Regions from separate parts of the Mus musculus genome. Here regions 1 and 2 are each linked to region 3. The links are chromatin loops, found by intact Hi-C in ENCODE. Cell type or tissue: heart. All regions are shown on one strand. Each heading gives the region's core, and the rest is flanking DNA. Links, peaks and the distances in the headings are about the cores only.

Evidence for each region. Peaks named below come from ENCODE experiments on the same cell type or tissue, not always from the same donor. Only the 100,000 strongest peaks of a DNase experiment are listed, where the experiment ranks them.
Region 1: it touches region 3 in a loop (2.0-fold over the local background); 2 of 42 quality-filtered maps call a loop at or near these places.
Region 2: a loop joins it to region 3, with 2.5 times the contacts of the local background. A loop is called at or near these places in 2 of 42 quality-filtered maps.

What each region holds. Positions count from the first base shown.
Region 1 is chr19:3,936,832-3,941,831 of GRCm38, forward strand. Unc93b1 (unc-93 homolog B1, TLR signaling regulator) reads left to right here. Exons shown (of 11, transcript NM_019449.2): 4 at 4,689-4,850. Among named protein-coding and RNA genes, the nearest start is that of Unc93b1, 4.1 kb to the left of the region's middle. In heart, for the core only: a CTCF peak has its summit at 2,115 (motif pointing left); no DNase peak of the experiment used is centred there; H3K27me3 peaks cover 471 bases.
Region 2 is chr19:3,978,040-3,983,039 of GRCm38, forward strand. It overlaps Aldh3b2 (aldehyde dehydrogenase 3 family, member B2), which reads left to right. Exons shown (of 10, transcript NM_001177438.1): 3 at 22-132; 4 at 375-495; 5 at 614-699; 6 at 812-893; 7 at 1,191-1,577; 8 at 1,967-2,133; 9 at 2,653-2,752; 10 at 2,969-3,626. The coding sequence ends at 3,153. It overlaps Gm52386 (a long non-coding RNA gene), which reads right to left. Exons shown (of 3, transcript XR_003952881.1): 3 at 3,615-3,795. Among named protein-coding and RNA genes, the nearest start is that of Gm52386, 5.2 kb to the right of the region's middle. In heart, for the core only: a CTCF peak has its summit at 2,520 (motif pointing left); a DNase peak (open chromatin) is centred at 2,512; H3K27me3 peaks cover 393 bases.
Region 3 is chr19:3,846,067-3,853,686 of GRCm38, forward strand. Chka (choline kinase alpha) reads left to right here and starts at 5,707. Exons shown (of 12, transcript NM_001271496.1): 1 at 5,707-6,347. The coding sequence starts at 6,010. It overlaps Gm51271 (predicted gene, 51271), which reads right to left and starts at 4,750; the gene lies at 4,701-4,750. In heart, for the core only: CTCF peaks have their summits at 5,529 and 6,496; DNase peaks (open chromatin) are centred at 5,665 and 6,325; H3K4me3 peaks cover 2,938 bases; H3K27ac peaks cover 1,804 bases.

The sequences.
Region 1 (5,000 bases), core at 1-5,000, 88 kb after region 3:
CTCCAGGCCATTGCAGAAATGTTCCCCAGCCTGATGAGACTCCTGAAATGGGTAGATTGGGGAGGAAGGGTTTATTTCACATGATAGTCCATCATCCAGGGAAGTCAGGGCAGGAACTCAACCAGGTAGGAACTTGGAGGCAGGAGTGGATGCAGAAGCCATGGAGGAATGCTGCTTACTGGCTTGCTCAGCCTGCTTTCGTATAGAACCCAGGTCTACCACCCCAGAGGTGGCACCACCTAAGTGGTCCCCCCGCCCCCCATCCAGAAGCAATCTAGAAAATTCATCATAGGCTTGCTTCCTTACAGGCTAATCTGTTGGGGGCATTGACTCAGCAGAGATTCATTCTTCCCAAGTGACTCCAGTTTGTGTGTCAAGTTGACCATCAACTAACCTGCACACAGGCTCTCACCCAGGAGCCTCAGCTGACTCTCAGGATTCTTCTAGTTCAGCCTCCTGGGTGCTGGGACTACCGGCTGTGTTATCACGCTGGCTGGCTTTATACCTCTTAAAATGTATCACCTCTAATGCAGAGTAAAGTCTTATTTTGTTCCATCACACAGCCAGGGTAGCTGCTCTTACTTTAGACATGAAGCAATCTTTCCTCACAGAGTTGAAGGGCGTAGCCTGTAGGTTTAAGATTTAGCTGAAAGTTGCCGGGTGGTGGTAGTGGCGCACACCTTTAATCCCAGCACTTGGGAGGCAGAGGCAGGCGGATTTCTGAGTTTGAGGCCAGCCTGGTCTACAGAGTGAGTTCCAGGACAGCCAGGGCTACACAGAGAAACCCTGTCTCGAAAAAACAAAACAAAACAAAACAAAACAAAACAAAACAAAACAAAAAAAGGATTTAGCTGAAAGTCAGTCACCGTGACCCTTTCTCAAAGGGTCCTGTATCCTGCACACCTACTAGCTGTGCATGCCTGGTTTAGTTTCCTTGTTTTTTGTTCTTGTTTGTTTGTTGTTTGTTTGTTTTTAACTTTTTCCTCCTTAAGTGTCGGTGAGTGGACCTAGGATACTATGCACTCTTGGCAAGCGCTTTACCGCTGGGTTGTGGCACTAACCCTGTGTGGGTCATGTATTGACTTTATTTACTGACAGACAGGATCTCCTATGTCCCAGAATGGCCTTGAAGGACCCAATTTAAATTCCCAGCACCTACATGGTGGGTCATAACCAGCTGTAATTCCAGTTTCAAGGAATCCAACACCTCCTCTGGTTTCCAGGGGCATCAAACACACACATGACTGGCTTGGGACATGAGACCTTGAACTTTTCCTTTTCTTGACTTAAGTTCCCCAGTGCTGTGACACAGGCATGTAACTCTATGCCCAAGTCTATGTGGTACTGGGGACTGAATCCAGGCTGGACTATTCTTTTTTTGTTGTTTTTTTTAATTTTTCTTTTTTTCTTAATTTTTTATTATTTAAATGCATTTTATAATCAATTAATAATATTATTAATAATGTTATATTAATAATATTGAGTATTTTGAGAATCAAATAATACATAAAAATTTGTTCAACTTTTATATTCATATCCTTTTATACCCTAAAAATATCATTAATGAATATTTAACACTATCCATAACTGAGGATACTATAATGTTGAATACTAAATTGTTTCAAAACATACAAAATATTCTTTGACCGTTAAGCATAGTAAAAGAACATAGAATATTAAAAATGAATTATTAAGAAATATATTCACCAGGCAGTGATGTCTCATGCCTTTAATCCCAGCACTTGGGAGGCAGAGGGAGGCAGATTTCTGAGTTTGAGGCCAGCCTGGTTTACAGAGTGAGTTCCAGGACAGTCAGGGCTACACAGAAAAGCCCTGTCTCAGAAAAAAAAAAGAGAGAGAGAGAGAGAGAGAGAGAGAGAGAAAGAAAAGAAAAGGAAAGAGAGAGAGAGAGAGAGAGAGAAAGAAAGAAAGAAAGAAAGAAAGAAAGAAAGAAAGAAAGAAAGAAAGAAAGAAAGAAAAAGAAATATATTTAGGGGCTGGAGAGATGGCTCAGCAGTTAAGAGCACTGACTACACTTCCAAAAGTCCTGAGTTCAAATTCCAGCAACCGCATGGTGGCTCATAACCATCTGTAATGAGATTTGACGCCCTCTTCTGGTGTGTCTGAAGACAGCTACAGTGTATTTACACCAATAATGAATAAATCCTTAAAAAAAAGGAAATATATTCAAAAGCCCTTATATGATACCACCTGAGATAGTGAGAGAGTATTTAAAATGCATTATATATCTGTGTATATTGCCTAACAATCAGTTTGCTTAGAAAAAGATTATCAGTGTTTCTAGGAGAGAAATTATTTTATCAGTAAATATATTTTTAAAATTTCAAAATAGCAAAAACTCTTTGAAGTTAGATATTAAGAAATTACTAATTTCAAGCACAGTGAGAAAACTTATCAATATTTCTATGTTTGTAGAACACGATTTTAATATCTTCAACTGTTAATATTCAACAAATAGAATAATTATTTTAAGATATATTTTATATGTCTCCCTTTTCATTTCTGATTTTATTAATTTGGATACTGTCTCTGTGCCCTCTGGTTAGTCTGGCTAAAGGTTTATCTATCTTGTTGATTTTCTCAAAGAACCAGCTCCTAGTTTTGTTGATTCTTTGTATAGTTCTTTTTGTTTCTATTTGGTTGATTTTAGCCCTGAGTTTGATTATGTCCTGCCATCTACTCCTCTTGGGCATATTTACTTCTTTTTGTTCTAGAGCTTTCAGGTGTGCTGTCAAGTTGTTAGTGTATGCTCTCTTCAGTTTCTTTTTGGAGGCACTTAGAGCTATGAGTTTTTCTCTTACCATTGCTTTTATTGTGTCCCATAAGTTTTGGTATAATCTGTCTTAATTTTCATTAAATTCTAAAAAAAAAAGCCTTTAATTTCTTTCTTTATTTCTTCCTTGACCAAGTTATCATTGAGTAGAGCGTTGTTCAGCTTCCATGTGTGTGTGTGCTTTCCGTTGTTTTTGTTTGTATTTAAGACCAGCCTTAGTCCGTGCTGAGCTGATAGGGAGCATGGGATTATAGCAGTCTTCTTGTGTCTGTTGAGGCCTGTTTTGTGACCAGTTATATGGTCAGTTTTGGAGAAGGTACCCTGAAGTGCTAAGAAGATGGCATATTCTTTTGCTTTAGGGTGAAATCTTCTATAAATATCTGTTAGATGCATTTGGCTCATATCTTGTGTTGGTTTCACTGTGTCTCTGTTTAGTTTATGTTTCCGTCATCTGTCCCTTGCTGAGAGTGGGCTGTTGTCATCTGTCCCTTGCTGAGAGTGGGCTGTTGTCATCTGTCCCTTGCTGAGAGTGGGCTGTTGAAGTCTCCCACTGTCACTGTGTGGGGTGGGATGTGAGCTTTGAGCTTTAGGGCCTTGTCTTTTCTTCTTTCTTTCTTTCTTCCTTGTTTTTGGTTTTTCGAGACAGGGTTTCTCTGTATGTGTAGCCCTGGCTGTCCTGGAACTCGCTCTGTAGACCAGGCTGGCCTCGAACTCAGAAATCTGCCTGCCTCTGTCTCCCGAGTGCTGGCACTAAAGGCGTGCGCCACCATGCCTGGCTCTTGTCTTTTCTTAAGGATTATAAAATACTCAGCCAGGTGTGCTAGCCGTAATTATCCCAGCAATGAAAAATAAGGCAGGTGGATAACTAGGAGTTCAGTCTGGTCTACACACCAAGCTCCAGGCCAGCTAAGGCTATAGAATAAGACTCTGTCTTAAAGTAGAAAATAAAAAAGGATTAACAAAATGTTGGAGTATGATAAACGTGTGTATGTGTGTGCATGCCTGTGCAGACATGTGGAGGCCAGAAGTCAGCGCCAAGTGTCTTTCTTGATCTTCCAACATTATTTTGGTAAAGATTTATTTTTTTATCTTATCTTTACTTTTATGTGTATGAGTGTTTTGTCTGCCTATACATGTGTATGCTTGGTGTCTCTGGAGGCCAGAAGAGGTGTTTGATCCCTTGAAAAGGCAGTTACATCCAGTTGTGAGCCATCATGTGGGTGCTGGGAATCAGAACTGAGTCCTTTGGAAGAACAGCCAGAGCTCTAGTAGCTCTAGTATTCTTAACCACTGAGCCATTTCTCCAACCCCCACCTTACTTATTTTTAAAATTACACTCTCTCTCTCTCTCTCTCTCTCTCTGTGTGTGTGTGTGTGTGTGTGTGTGTTGGTATATGTGGAGGCCAGAGGTCCATCTTATTTTGTTTCTTTGAGGAGGGGCCCCTCACTGCAACTCAGGGCTTGTTGTTCCTTAGGCTAGGCTGGCCGACTAGTGAACCCCAGTATCTGCCTATCAGCATTTCCCCAGTGCTGGGATTACAAATGCAGGCAGTGCACCTGACTTGGGGCACACTGGTTGGGGACGGAACACAGGAGATTGTGTGTTCAGCAAGCATGTCACTGAGTGAGTGATCTTTCCGGGCCTGCCCTCTTGTCTTATATTCTAACAGTGACTGTGAGAAGCCTGCGGCACGGCCTGTGCCACTATCTCAGCTATGAGCACAGGCCACCCTGCCAGTCAGTGTCTCTGAGATTGTATCTTTCAACCCTTGACTCTCAGGTTAAGGCTTCCCCTGACCTCCCACGGCCTTAGGAACTGGGACCCAAGGCCCTCATGGTTTCAGGCCACAAAAATCCCTAGACCTGTGGTACTAATGTCCCTCCCTCTGAACAGGTTTTTTGGTACCAAGTGGATGATGTTCTTGGCTGTGGGCATCTATGCCCTCTTTGTCTCTACCAACTACTGGGAACGCTACTACACGCTGGTGCCCTCTGCTGTGGCTCTGGGCATGGCCATTGTGCCTCTGTGGGCCTCCATGGGCAACTATATCACCAGGTAAGCCTGGTGGCAGTGAAGCAGAGGCTGGAGAACTGGCCGAATATTTACTTCTTTGCCAACTTTAGCTAAGGTTCTTTAGGCAAACCTTTTACTCTGCTGGGCCTTGGTTTCCCCTGTGAAGCTGGCTAGCCTGTAGTTGTAGTTGTA
Region 2 (5,000 bases), core at 1-5,000, 130 kb after region 3:
CCTGACTTCCTTACCCCACAGTCAGGCTTCGAGTCAGACATGAGTGAGATCATCCTGTGCGAGAATGAGGTGGACCTGGCCCTCAAGAACCTGCAGACCTGGATGAAGGACGAGCCTGTGTCCACCAACTTGGTGAGTCCTGTTGGCTGAGGGATGGTGAGTGAAGGCAAAAGTGGGGTGGCAGGGCACGGGGCAGCCTGCCCCAGGCCCATTCCTGCCCTTGAGTCCAAAGTAAGCCAGTCTTCTCATGTGGAGACTCCATCACCCAGGCACTGGTGTGTGTGTGTGTGTGTGTGTGTGTGTGTGTGTGTGTGTGTGTGTGTGTTAGACGGGCTCTTACTCATCTGACACCTGACTATGGTTCTGCATCCTAGCTCACCAAGCTGAGCTCAGCCTTCATCCGGAAAGAGCCCTTTGGCCTGGTGCTTATCATTGCACCCTGGAATTATCCTGTGAACTTGATGATCATACCTTTAGTGGGGGCCATTGCTGCAGGTGAGTGGGGTTCTGAGCCCTCCTAGTCTGATGAGTCTTCCCAAAGAAGGCTTCCAGAGGTCCAAGAAGTGTGCAAGCACCAGCCTCCCCTCACTACTTCCCCACTGGCTCCTGGCAGGAAACTGTGTGGTGCTGAAGCCATCAGAAATTAGCAAGAACACAGAGAAGGTGCTGGCAGAGCTGCTGCCCCAGTATCTGGACCAGGTGAGCATGGCTTTGCCTGTCAAGCAGCTGGCACACCCACACCCCTGTGCTGGCCAGTGGGGAGGTTCTCCTGCCCTGAGTCTGCCTCCTGAGCTGTCTTCCTGCCTTGTAGAGCTGCTTTGCTGTGATGTTGGGAGGACCCGAGGAGACCAGGCAGCTGCTGGAACACAAATTTGACTATATCTTCTTCACAGGTAAGGAGAGCCCTGTCCAGGACCTGGGGTAGGGGGACAGCAGATAATATGGTGCAAAAGCATTGTGGGTAAGGCCATAGGCCGGGGAGGGGATGAATCAGGAGGTGGAGGTGTCCCTGAGGGTGGCTCTCCAGGCCCTCTGAGAATCTTGGAGATTGGCTTCTGGGTGGTCAGGATGGAGGCAGACTCTAGGAGGTAGGTGGAACAGCCCAGAACTTGGGTTGAGAAAGGTCTCTGTGGCCAGGGGAGGCCAAAGGTAATGCTAGTTGACCAGGTGCCTCTTGACCATGTTCTCAGGAAGTCCTCGGGTAGGCAAGATCGTCATGACTGCTGCTGCCAAACACCTGACACCCATCACCCTGGAGCTGGGGGGTAAGAACCCCTGCTATGTGGATGACAACTGCGACCCCCAGACAGTGGCCAACCGTGTGGCCTGGTTCCGCTATTTCAATGCCGGCCAGACCTGTGTGGCCCCCGATTATATCCTGTGTAGCCAGGAGATGCAGGAGCGGTTGGTGCCTGCCCTGCAGAATTCCATCACGCGTTTCTATGGAGATAACCCACAGACCTCCCCCAACCTGGGCAGAATCATCAACCAGAAGCATTTCAAGAGGCTCCAGGGATTGCTGGGCTGTGGCCGTGTGGCCATCGGTGGCCAGAGTGATGAGGGAGAGCGCTACATTGGTGAGTCTCCTGTCCCTGTCCCTGTCCCTGGCACACAGCCCACCTGGGCTGAGACCCTTCATACTGAAGAGGGCCGTGTTGGACCCTGGTTGTCAGCCTCAGCATGACTCCTTGCATCCTTAAGTTAACCTATTTTTGTGCTATAACTGCACCTAAGCCTGTGACTCCTCAATTACAACCCTAGGTCCCACAGCTTTAGACTCACTGAGCTGGGACCCCAGGTGTCTGGGCTCAGATTTCCATTTGTTTTCCATTGTCCCAGGAGGTCAGGTCCCTGGACACTCAGACCCTGGAATCCTGAGGTTCAGATCCTGAGTGTGCCCAGTCTGGAACTTCGTTCCCATCCTCACCATGACAACAAGCAAGGCTGTATCTCCCTTTGTCCTCAGCCCCCACAGTGCTGGTAGACGTGCAGGAGACAGAGCCCGTGATGCAGGAGGAGATCTTTGGGCCCATCCTGCCCCTGGTGACTGTGAGAAGCCTGGATGAAGCCATTGAGTTCATCAACCGGCGGGAGAAGCCTCTGGCGCTGTATGCCTTCTCCAACAACAACCAGGTGGGGCCTCTTGGGGCTGGGCCACAGAGTGGGTGAAAAGGGGACAGACTGGTCACATCCACTGCTTAGGGCATTAGACTAATGCTGCAAAATTTAGCAGATAGCCTGGTTCCATTGAATACTGCACAAAGACACATGAAGACAGGCACAGGCAGGGCCACAGGTGCCAGGTGTCCTCTGCTGGCAGTAAGAGGCGTTCTAGGGAGGCCCCTCCCCCTTCTAAGCTGTGCAAAATTCCTCATAAGCCAAGCTCCTATGAGATTGAAGGACAACACCATAGAGGACCTCACAGGCAGTGCTTGCCTCGCTGCAGTGGGGATCCAAGCTCTTTCAGTTATAACCTTCTCATGCTTTTAATAATAGGCCTTGTAAAGTGCGCCCCCTAGTGAGTGCTTAAAATAAGGCACTGCTCAGTGTAAGGAGGAGCTGGGGGAGGCAGTGCAGAAGGGAGGACTCTCTATTCCCCGGTGGACTGTCAGAACTCACCCACCAACCTTTGCTCACTTCCATCTCTTTCAGGTGGTGAATCAGATGTTGGAACGCACCAGCAGCGGTGGCTTTGGAGGCAACGATGGCTTCCTCTACCTGACCCTACCAGCTCTGCCTTTGGGGGGAGTTGGTGAGTTCCTGCCCCCTCTTTCCATCCCAGAAAGTTCTTTGCTACTCCACTTGGATCCAGGCTCTGGGTCTCTTATGGCCTCAGGTTCCCTATGTATAAATCGTTCTTTGATTGCCCTGCGTTTCTCTGAGCTCCCTTGCAAGCTTTGAGCTTCCCAGGCTGGCGAGCGGGGCTGCCCAGGTGCTGCCCTCACACTCTCTCTGTGTGTCCTTGCAGGCAACAGCGGGATGGGCAGGTACCATGGCAAGTTCTCCTTTGACACCTTCTCCCACCATCGTGCCTGCCTGCTGCGCAGCCCTGGGATGGAAAAGCTTAATGACCTCCGTTACCCGCCTTATGGTCCCTGGAACCAACAACTGATAAGCTGGGCCATAGGCTCCCGGAGCTGCACCCTCCTGTGAATGCCACCTTGACTCCTCTCTCCTGCTTCCCTGCCCCAACCTACCTGAGCTTTCAGCGGCTTCCAAGTCCCCAGTGGTTTTTGAAAGGCAGGTGTCTGGCCCAGCCTGTGAATACCCCACTTCTGGAATGTTTTCTGAATGTACCCGCAGCCAGGCAGATGTATACCCCTTTCCATAGCACAGCATCCTCAGCAGCCTCCTGCTCTTCTGCTTAGACAGAGAAGCCCCCTCACCAAGTTTGGGCAGATCTGGTGACTAAGGCAGACTTAATTTGTCAGATCGTAACAGGATCCCAAAAGACAGAGCAGCTGCTCACAACTTCATCCATACCTAGAGGGTGGCTTTGTCCCACCTGAAGTGACATGATCATGACCTCAAATCAGAATTACTGGTGGAATCTCAGTGTGTTCATTTGTTACTTTCCTGTAGCTTCTATTAAATGACCTCACATGGGCAAATTCAGGGAGAAAAGATTTACTGTTGGCTCATGGCACCAGAAGGGGCAGACATGACATTATAATGGTAGTTCATAGAATGGCAAGCCAAGAAACAGCATGAATAAGAAGGAAAGCATGGTTGATTAGTTATGTCTGTTCTGGATCCGGCAGGAGTGTGTAATATGTACTGGCCACATCTCCGCTCCTAGAAAGATATAATGAGAGGTTGAATATGAAATTTGAAACTCGGGGATAAAGAGGTAGCTCAGTGGCTAAAAGCACTGGCTGTTCTTTCAAAGGAATTGTTCCCAGCACCCACATGGCAGCTTACAATCATCTCGAACTCCAGTTCCAAGGCATCCAACACCCTCTTTTGCCTCAGCAGGAATCAAGCACACATGTGATGTGCAGATATACATGTAGGCAAAACACTAATACATGGAAAATAACAAAATCTTTAAAAGTGGAGGCTTTGGACTGGGTGTGGTGGCATATGCCTTGAATCCCAGCAGAGGCAGAGACAAGTGGATCTTTGTGACCTTTGTAAGGTTAGCCTGGTCTACAAAGTGATTCCAGGGATATGTAAAGACCCTATCTCAGCAAACAAAAACTGAAGGTTTTATCTAAACACGGGGAAACCGAGGCCTTGAGTCAAGACAGAATTGTGTTAAGCTCATGGAGGATGGCGGGGGCAGTGCTGAGGGACAGCTTTGTTGAGGGCTGGAGGCTGGGTAGACAGGATGCCTGGGCCCTGAGATTGGCCCCTTGTTTTTCCCTGGTCCCCGCCCTGGAGCCACTTCCAGTTCCCAGCCTTGGCTATTGGGCTCCTCATCCTTAGACTCTCAACAAACCTGAGCTCGTGGCCTGCAGTTGAGAAAATTAAAGAAGTGTGGTGTTAGAAATTTGGGGTGATGGAGTCTCTAGAATGGTACATAGGGGACACAGCAGAGGCACATAGCAGGGGCTTATAGGTGATTGAGAAGAGAACGATAAAGAGAGGAGGTACCTGCTTGTGTGGATGATGGCTGACCGGATGAGATGGTCAGATGATGAGAGTGGTGGACAAGTGCATGGGGACAGGTGAGTGGCAGGTTTGGGAGCCACCCTGGGGCTCCAGTGGGGTCATGTGGGACCAGCTGTAGGTGCTGGGCCCACAGTGGTCATTAGGTACTAGGGAGGCCATAAGAAAGTAGACAATACAGGTGCATCTTCCTTCACTCATCCCAGGGCATTCGGTTAGTAAGAAGAAGCCATAGGACAGCTCTGGAGTGAGAGATGAAGGGACTGACGACAGAGAAGGTGATGGAAAGGCAGAGCGTACAGCAGGACCCCAGCTGTGGAGTGGGAGGTCATGTCTGATTGTAGGCAGGATTCAGGTAGAGGCATATATCTGTGTCAGACCATGGCAAG
Region 3 (7,620 bases), core at 2,621-7,620:
CAGAAATGCAGGAAGGAAAGATAAGGGTCCTTGAAGGAGTCCTGGTGGGGCACTAGGATCTGCTGGCCTTGGGCAAGTTTCACTCCCCAGTGAGATGCCCTTGTGGTCTGGGAGACAAGTGCTAAATAGACTCAACTTTTGTTTGTTGGAGTAAAAGCTCTCCTACAGGCAGATTCACAGAGCCCTTTCCTGTTTTCCTTTTTACTTTGTGTGTGTGTGTGTGTGTGTGTGTGTGTTGAACATAAGCTGTCATTCTCAGCCAATTTCTACTTTGTTTGTTTGTTTGTTTGTTTGTTTTATGAGATATGGTCTGCCTCTGAACCTGGAAGCTTATCCACTCACCTAGGCTAGCTCCAGGCATCTTCCAGTCTTCTCCATCTCTGTAGCACTGGCTGGAACTGTCTACTGGCATGCCTTGGACCTAATCTTTTAAATGGGTGCTATGGATCTGGGCTCAAGTTCTCACCACAAGTAGCAAGCACTTTGCTGACTGGGCCATTACCTCAGCTCAGTCTCCACCTTTATTTATTTATTTATTTGTTTGTTTGTTTGTTTGTTTGTTTATATTGTTGTGTTGGCGCTCAGGGTGGGGCAGGATGATTCTCTGTGCTACAACCACAAGGCCTATGACTGCTAGACTGGGCAAACACTCTTAACTCTGAGACATATTCCCATCCCCCAGAAATCCCACTGCTGGTAGAGGAAAAGCCCTTGTTTAGGTGGACTGTGTATTCTACAGTCCCGGTCTTCCTGAAGACAGTGGGAACACCTGTCTGGCTCGTAGTTTGGCCAGAAGTAGCAGCCACAGAGCTGTGAGACATGGCACAGACTCAGTTCCCCTCCCTGTCTCCCAAGGCCCATCAAGCACTTAATGCAGAGTCTTCATAACTCAGCACCATCACAACTCTGAAAACACTTCTTTGGTCTGTTTGTTCCAAAAGAAAAGGCTGTGTAGCTTGACTAACCTCGTCCCAGAGCCAGAGCCTGTGTAGCAAAGCTTCTGCCAAGCCCTGGTCACTTGTGCGCAGGCCCTGACACTTTGGTAAGCAGATGACACACTGCACTGCATACTGTCTACTTCTCTTCTTACACAACATTGTCTGCCTTGGCCAGGGGATGCTACAACTGTATTCATTATTCATCTCGGAACACTGGCCTTAGAGAGAGGCTGCACAAGCTGCATGTTGCAGGCAACAGTACACGTGTTTCCTGTGCACCAGGAGCTAGCAGGTGTCTCTCTGTTCAGTGCTCTGCACCACCGGGCATTAGGAAAAACTTTAGGGCTCCTTTGCTTTCTCAGTGGCTCCAGTCTGGTGGGAGGACAAGAAAATACACGACAACCAGGGGTGAGGAAAGAGGGTCGGGTGGGCACTTTGCCCATCTAAGATGAGAGCAAGAAGATCTGCTTCCTGTCCCTATGCTGCCAAGCCCTATGGTAGGCGCACAGAAGCTCCAGAGACACATGGAAAATGGACCTTTCCTTGTACCTAGAGAGTGACTTTCACCCAGCTTAGAGCCCTTAAATGGTCTACTTCCTGCAGGTGCTGGGCACTTAGGTTCTTTCCACTTTTTGTCAATAATAGATGTGGCAATGGGATATTTTATGCATGGGAAATTTTGCTTCTGAGAACTTCTCCTTTTTAACCCTAAAAAATGTTTGTTTGTTTATTCACATCCTTGTTTATTGTTGCAGAGGCCTGTGAGTGCTATAGTGTGCATACGTGGATCAGGGGACAGACAGACTGAGGGAGCTGATTCTCTCCTTCCACCATGCATGTTCTCGGGTGGAACTCCAGCTTTTAGGCTGAGAGGCATGCGCCTTTGCTGGCTGCCCAGCTACCTTGTTCATTCCTGTCTTTGTGTTGTTGAAATGGGGCCTTACGTAGTCCAGGATGACCTCATACTTGGTATTAGCACGATGGCCTTGAATTCCTGATCCTTCTGCCTCCACCTTCCTAGTGCTGGGGATTACAGCTGTGTGGTACTATTCCTGGCTTCTGGAAACTGTTTTTTTATTTTTATTTATTTTTGTTTGTTCATTTGGTTTTGTTTGTTTGTTTGTTTGTTTTTGTTTTTTGTTTTTTCGAGACAGGGTTTCTCTGTATAGCCCTGGCTGTCCTGGAGCTCACTTTGTAGACCAGGCTGGCCTGGAACTCAGAAATCCACTTGCCTCTGCCTCCCGAGTGCTGGGATTAAAGGCGTGCACCACCACGCCTGGCTGTTTTTGTTTTTTTTTGAGACAAAGCCTCTCTATGTAACCTTGGCTATTCTGGAACTCACTCTGCAGACTAGGCTGGTCTGCGTGCGCCACCACCGCCCGGCTGGCTGCATTAGGGTGTTTATTACAGCAATAAACACTGTGACCACAAGCAACTTGGAGAGGAAAGGGGTTTTTCATCTTACAACTCTCAGGTCTCTATCACTGAGAAAGCCAGGACAGAACTCAGGGCAGAAACTAAATCAGAGACCATGGAGAAGTGCTGGTTACTGGCTTGCTCCCATGGCTTGCTCAGTGTGCTTTATGTACAACCCAGGAACACCTGCCCAGGGGTGGCACTGCCTAGAGCTGGCTGAACTCTACCATGTCACTCATTAATCAAGAAAATGCTCAAGATATGCCTACAGGCCAGTTTTATAAAGGCATTTTATTAAAGTTTCCTCTTCTCAAATGACTTGCTCATTTAACAAGGAAAATTATTGCAACCCTTTATCCCCACCATGATTATAGTCATTTGACAGACAGGGACAGGCTTGGGCAACAGTAAGTAGTCTGCTTGAAGGCAGATGCCAAGGAAGTAAAATGGGCAAGGTTTGTACCCAGGCTGCCAGGCTCCAAGGCTGTACCTCTTGCTTGCTGTGATATGCAGACGTTAGAAGGGAAGGCAGTGCCTTTAGGGCAAGCTTGTGACAAGAGTGAAGAACTTGATTCACCCTGACCTTCTTCAAAGTAGGGACCTGTGAGTGGCACAGGCCCATCATAGGAGCGCCACCTAACTTCAGAATTGCCATAGATGCTGGTAACAGGTACATATCCTATAGCCAGCTCTTGCTGTTCAGGTGAGTAAAGCTGGTTCCGGCCACATGGTTCTAGTTGATTGGACTAAACCTGGGCGCCTGACTCAAGGGCACTGAGTCTTGCTCTGGCCACACATATGACAGGACATACAGAGAGGAGTTGGACAAATCAGCCCCTCAGCGCTTCTTGTGGAAAGCTTGGAATGACAGAGGGTAGAAACTGCTTCAAGTGGCCCTGAATCAACCCCATAGCCACATTACCTACGTTTAGATCCAGGCTATCATTTCCTAGCTGTGTGGTCTTGGGTGAGTTCTGCTCTGTGTTTGTGTGTGCAGGGATGGGGGTGGGGCTGGGTGCATGTGCACATGTGGGTGTGTCCTCATATGGGTCCATATGTGTAGAGAGACCAGCAAGCATCCTCAGGTGATAGTCTTCAAGTGTTGTCTATCTTGTTCTTTGAGACAGGGTCTCTTCCTACCCTGGAACTTGCCAGATTGGCTAGGTTGGCTGCAGGTAAGCCCAGGAATGTGCCTGACTCTGCCTCCCCAACTGTAGGATAGTAAGCACATGCCACTACACCTGGCTTTTTTGTTTTGTTTTGTTTTGTTTTTGTTTTTTGAGACAGGGTTTTCTCTGTGTAGCACTATCATCCTGGAACTTGCTCTGTAGACCAGTCAGGCCTTAAACTCAGAGATTCACTTTCCACTGCTCTTTGAGTACTGGGATTAAAGGAGTGTACTAAAGTGCACTCCTTCTTTGCTTAAAGCTAGTATCAAAGTGACAGATTCATTAAGGCAATTTCATATATGCCATTAAGGTTGCCCCCCCTCCCCCGTGTGTGTGTGTGTGTGTGTGTGTGTGTGTGTGTATTCCAGGCAGAGTTTTACTCTGGCTAGAATTTCTATGTGGGTCATATATGTTCATGTCCTTTCCAAGCCTTTCACTGGGGTGACCTTTTACTGCCACTGGAAGCTGTGCTCCCAGCAAGGCGCCTTGTGGGTTCTCATAGTCTAAACCAGAAGAGGTCAGAGAAAAAGTTAACTGCAAATTATAGAGCTCTCCTCTCACTTCTGGAGCAGCTTCCCCCTCAGCCAGCTTTCCAACATTCCTCTGAGATTATGGGGACTAGTATGAGGACAAAGGGCCAGTCCCCTGTGAAGGCCAGTGACACAGCCCCACCTCCACGTGGGCTGGTGTTTTCAAAGTCCTCCGTTCCCTTATCTAAATGCCTTCCTGAATGGAGACGTTGATTTCTTACTGTTCTAGCAACCAGTGGTATTCCTAGGCCAGGCCTCTTTTTTTTTTTTTTTTTTTCCCCTACTTGTCTGGAGTTCAACTCCAGGCCTAGCTCCACGGGATCGTCCAAAGTCTCTTTTCATTTGCACTCCTTCCCCCGCCCCCCCCCCCCCACTCCCCAGACAGTCTCACTATGGAACTTGGGCTGTCCTGAAACTTACTGTGTAGACTAGGCTGGTCTTCAGCCCATAGAGATCTGGCCTCTGCCTCTGTGCCTCTCAAGTGCTGGGATTAAAAGCATGTGCCATTATGCACAGATTATTTGCACTCTTTTGTTCAGTAAGATCACTTTTGGGGGAGTAAGTCCAGATAAGTACCTACCTACTCTTTTTGAAGAGTTTTTGGCTTCCAGCAGACTGTGAAAACCCACAAAGAAGCCATTTTCTGCATGCTGGGGTATAGCTAGAAAGAAATCTCTCTTTCTAGCTATACCCCACAACACAGACCTGTAGTTTTATATTCTTTGTAGCCTCAATTACTTCCTGGAAGGACTGAATGATGAGACCAAAGAATGAGGCAATGTGTGGGCATACAGCATAGGGGCCTTGGCCCCCTTCCATGCCCTAGGGCAAAGGTACATTAGTCATGGTCACGCGACTGGACAGCCCGGAAGAGGGGGGGGGCAGATGACAGCATCCACAAAGCCAGGAATCGCGAACCAAGCACCTTTGGCCGGCAATTCTGGAGGCCGTTGAGGCCAGTCTGTTAGGAAGATGTCCTGAGAATCTAGCTGACATCCTCAGCACCACGGACAGGGAAACTGAGGCTGCAGGCACGTAGAGGGGGAGGCTTCTCTCTGAGCGGAGAGCGCAGCCAGCTGGCAAGTGGGTGTGTGGCCTTGACCCAATCTCTTTTTGATATTAGACCTGCAGATGGATAACGCCTCCGGCCAGGAGTTGTATTGGGCATGGAAGCATCTCGAACAGGGCCTCGGAAATGTTGTAAAAACACACCCACAGAGCTCCTTTGGGAGCTGCCTTGCCCTAAGGTCACGCGGAAAGAGCAGCCAGCCTCCAGACACCATTTTCCTGCAAAGTCCCCGGGGCCTTTCAAATCATCACTTTCAGACCTGGGGGCGTCTAAGGAAAGTTTCCCTTTCAACATCCACTCTAGGGTCTGCCAAAGCTGCAGAAGCCTCGCCTCTCCTGCCCTAAGAGGCTCGAGTCCGCAAAGGCGCCACCTTGTGAGTGCAGGCAATTGAGATAGCCTTTACAGGACCCTCGCGACCCCTAGACAAGGCCCCGCCCCCGGTGCGCCGACCCCTCCCTCATCGTGGACTCACCGCCTGAGCCTAGGAGGGGCTGTGCCGCAGCCAATGGGAAAGCGGCGTGGCGAGGGTGGCGGCGGTTGTGATGCGCCAAAGCGTCCAATCAGCGGCGAGCGCGGGGGCGGGCGGTGACGCTGGGCTCTCCGCGTGCAGCGCTGTAAAGGAGCGAGCGCCGCGGCCCCCTATAGCAGTCGCCTGCCGTCAGCCTCCCGCGCTCGTCTCTCGTTACTGCTGCCTGACGTCCATTGCTGCCTCTCCCCGCCGTCGCCGACGTCGCCTCCCCGCGCGCTCCCACAACCGCCGCCCGGCCGGTCAGTGAAGCCGGCGAGCCATTCCCCGCGCCGGCCCCCAGAGGCGGGCATCCAGCCGGACCCTGAGTGTGGCCCTCTCGTGCTGTGGCCGCCCGCGCCTTCTCGGCCGCTTGTCCAGCATGAAAACCAAGTTCTGCACCGGGGGCGAGGCCGAGCCGTCGCCTCTCGGGCTGCTGCTGAGCTGCGGTGGCAACGCTGCCCCGACGCCCGGCGTAGGGCAGCAGCGGGACGCCGCAGGCGAGCTGGAGTCCAAGCAGCTTGGTGGCCGAACCCAACCTCTCGCGCTGCCGCCGCCGCCGCCGCCGCCCCTGCCGCTGCCCCCGCCGCCATCACCGCCGCTAGCGGACGAACAACCCGAGCCCCGGACCAGGCGCAGGGCCTACCTGTGGTGTAAGGAATTCCTGCCCGGAGCCTGGCGAGGCCTTCGCGAGGACCAGTTCCACATCAGTGTCATCAGGTCAGTGGCTGCGGCACCGCGCGGTGGTGGTGGGGGCGGTGGGGGGTGAGGCTGGAGGGCGGGGCGGGGCGGCGGCTTGGGTAGAGGTGATCGCCGCGCCGGTGTCCGGAGCACAAACCCCGCAGCGCGGAAGGCCGCCTGCGGGCGAGCTTTGAGAAAATGTGTGCTGGGTTGCCGTCCCTTGCGGAAGAACAATACTATGTAGTTATACAAGCACATTCTGTACCAAAGCTCAAAATAGATGTGTCTAGGAAGCCGTTTCTCTGCGAGGGCCTTGAATGAAAAAAGGGATGTTGTTCCCAGCACTCGGGAAGCAGAAGCAGGCGGATTTCTGAGTTCGAGGCCAGCCTGGTCTACAAAGTGAGTTCCAAAACAGCCAGCTCTACAGAGAGAAACCCTGTCTCGAAAAACGAAAAAAAAAAAAAAAAAAAAAGGAAAGAAAAGAAAAGAAAGAAAAGAAAAAGGGATGTTGTGGCTGGGCTTTAGAAAAAGAGGGAGGAGCCGGGCGTGGTGGCGCAAGCCTTTAATCCCAGCACTCCGCAGGCAGAGGCAGGCGGATTTCTGAGTTCAAGGCCAGCCTGGTCTACAGAGTGAGTTCCAGGACAGCCAGGGCTACACAGAGAAACCCTGTCTCGAAAAAACAAACAAACAAAAAAAAAAAAAAAAAAAAAAAGAAAAGAAAAAGAAAAAGAGGGAGGAAAAATCCCCGGGGAACTTTTCCTTGTAGTACTTCTAGTCTGTAGTTTGATCACAACCCCCTCCCGCTCCAGAAATTCACCTTTGGCACTCAGTGAGCAGAAGCAGGCGGATCTCTTTATTATTGAGGCCAGTTTGGCCTACATAGTAAGTTTCAGACCAGCCAGAGCTACATAGCAAGACACTGTCTCCAAAAGAGGTAGAAGGAAATTGATGTGTGTTATTGGAAGGTAGCAATCACTCCTGTCTTTCTGAGGCTCGTGTCGTGTACCCGTGTTACTGGCCAGCGTCTGGAGGTGTGGCTCCACAAATCATTGTGAAGTAAAATGAATTCCTCCTCCTCAATCTCAAGCCGGGCATGGTGGCGCACACCTTTAATCCAGCACTTGGGAGGCAGAGGCAGGCGAATTTCTGAGTTCAAGGCCAGCCTGGTCTACAAAGTGAGCTCCAGGACAGCCAGGGCTATACAGAGAAACCCTGTCTCGAAAAACCAAAAAAAAAAAAAAAAAAGAATCTCCTGTGGGCAGAGTGATCATGAACATCCTTAGGTATTGGAGCCTGGCCTTGAACCAATGAG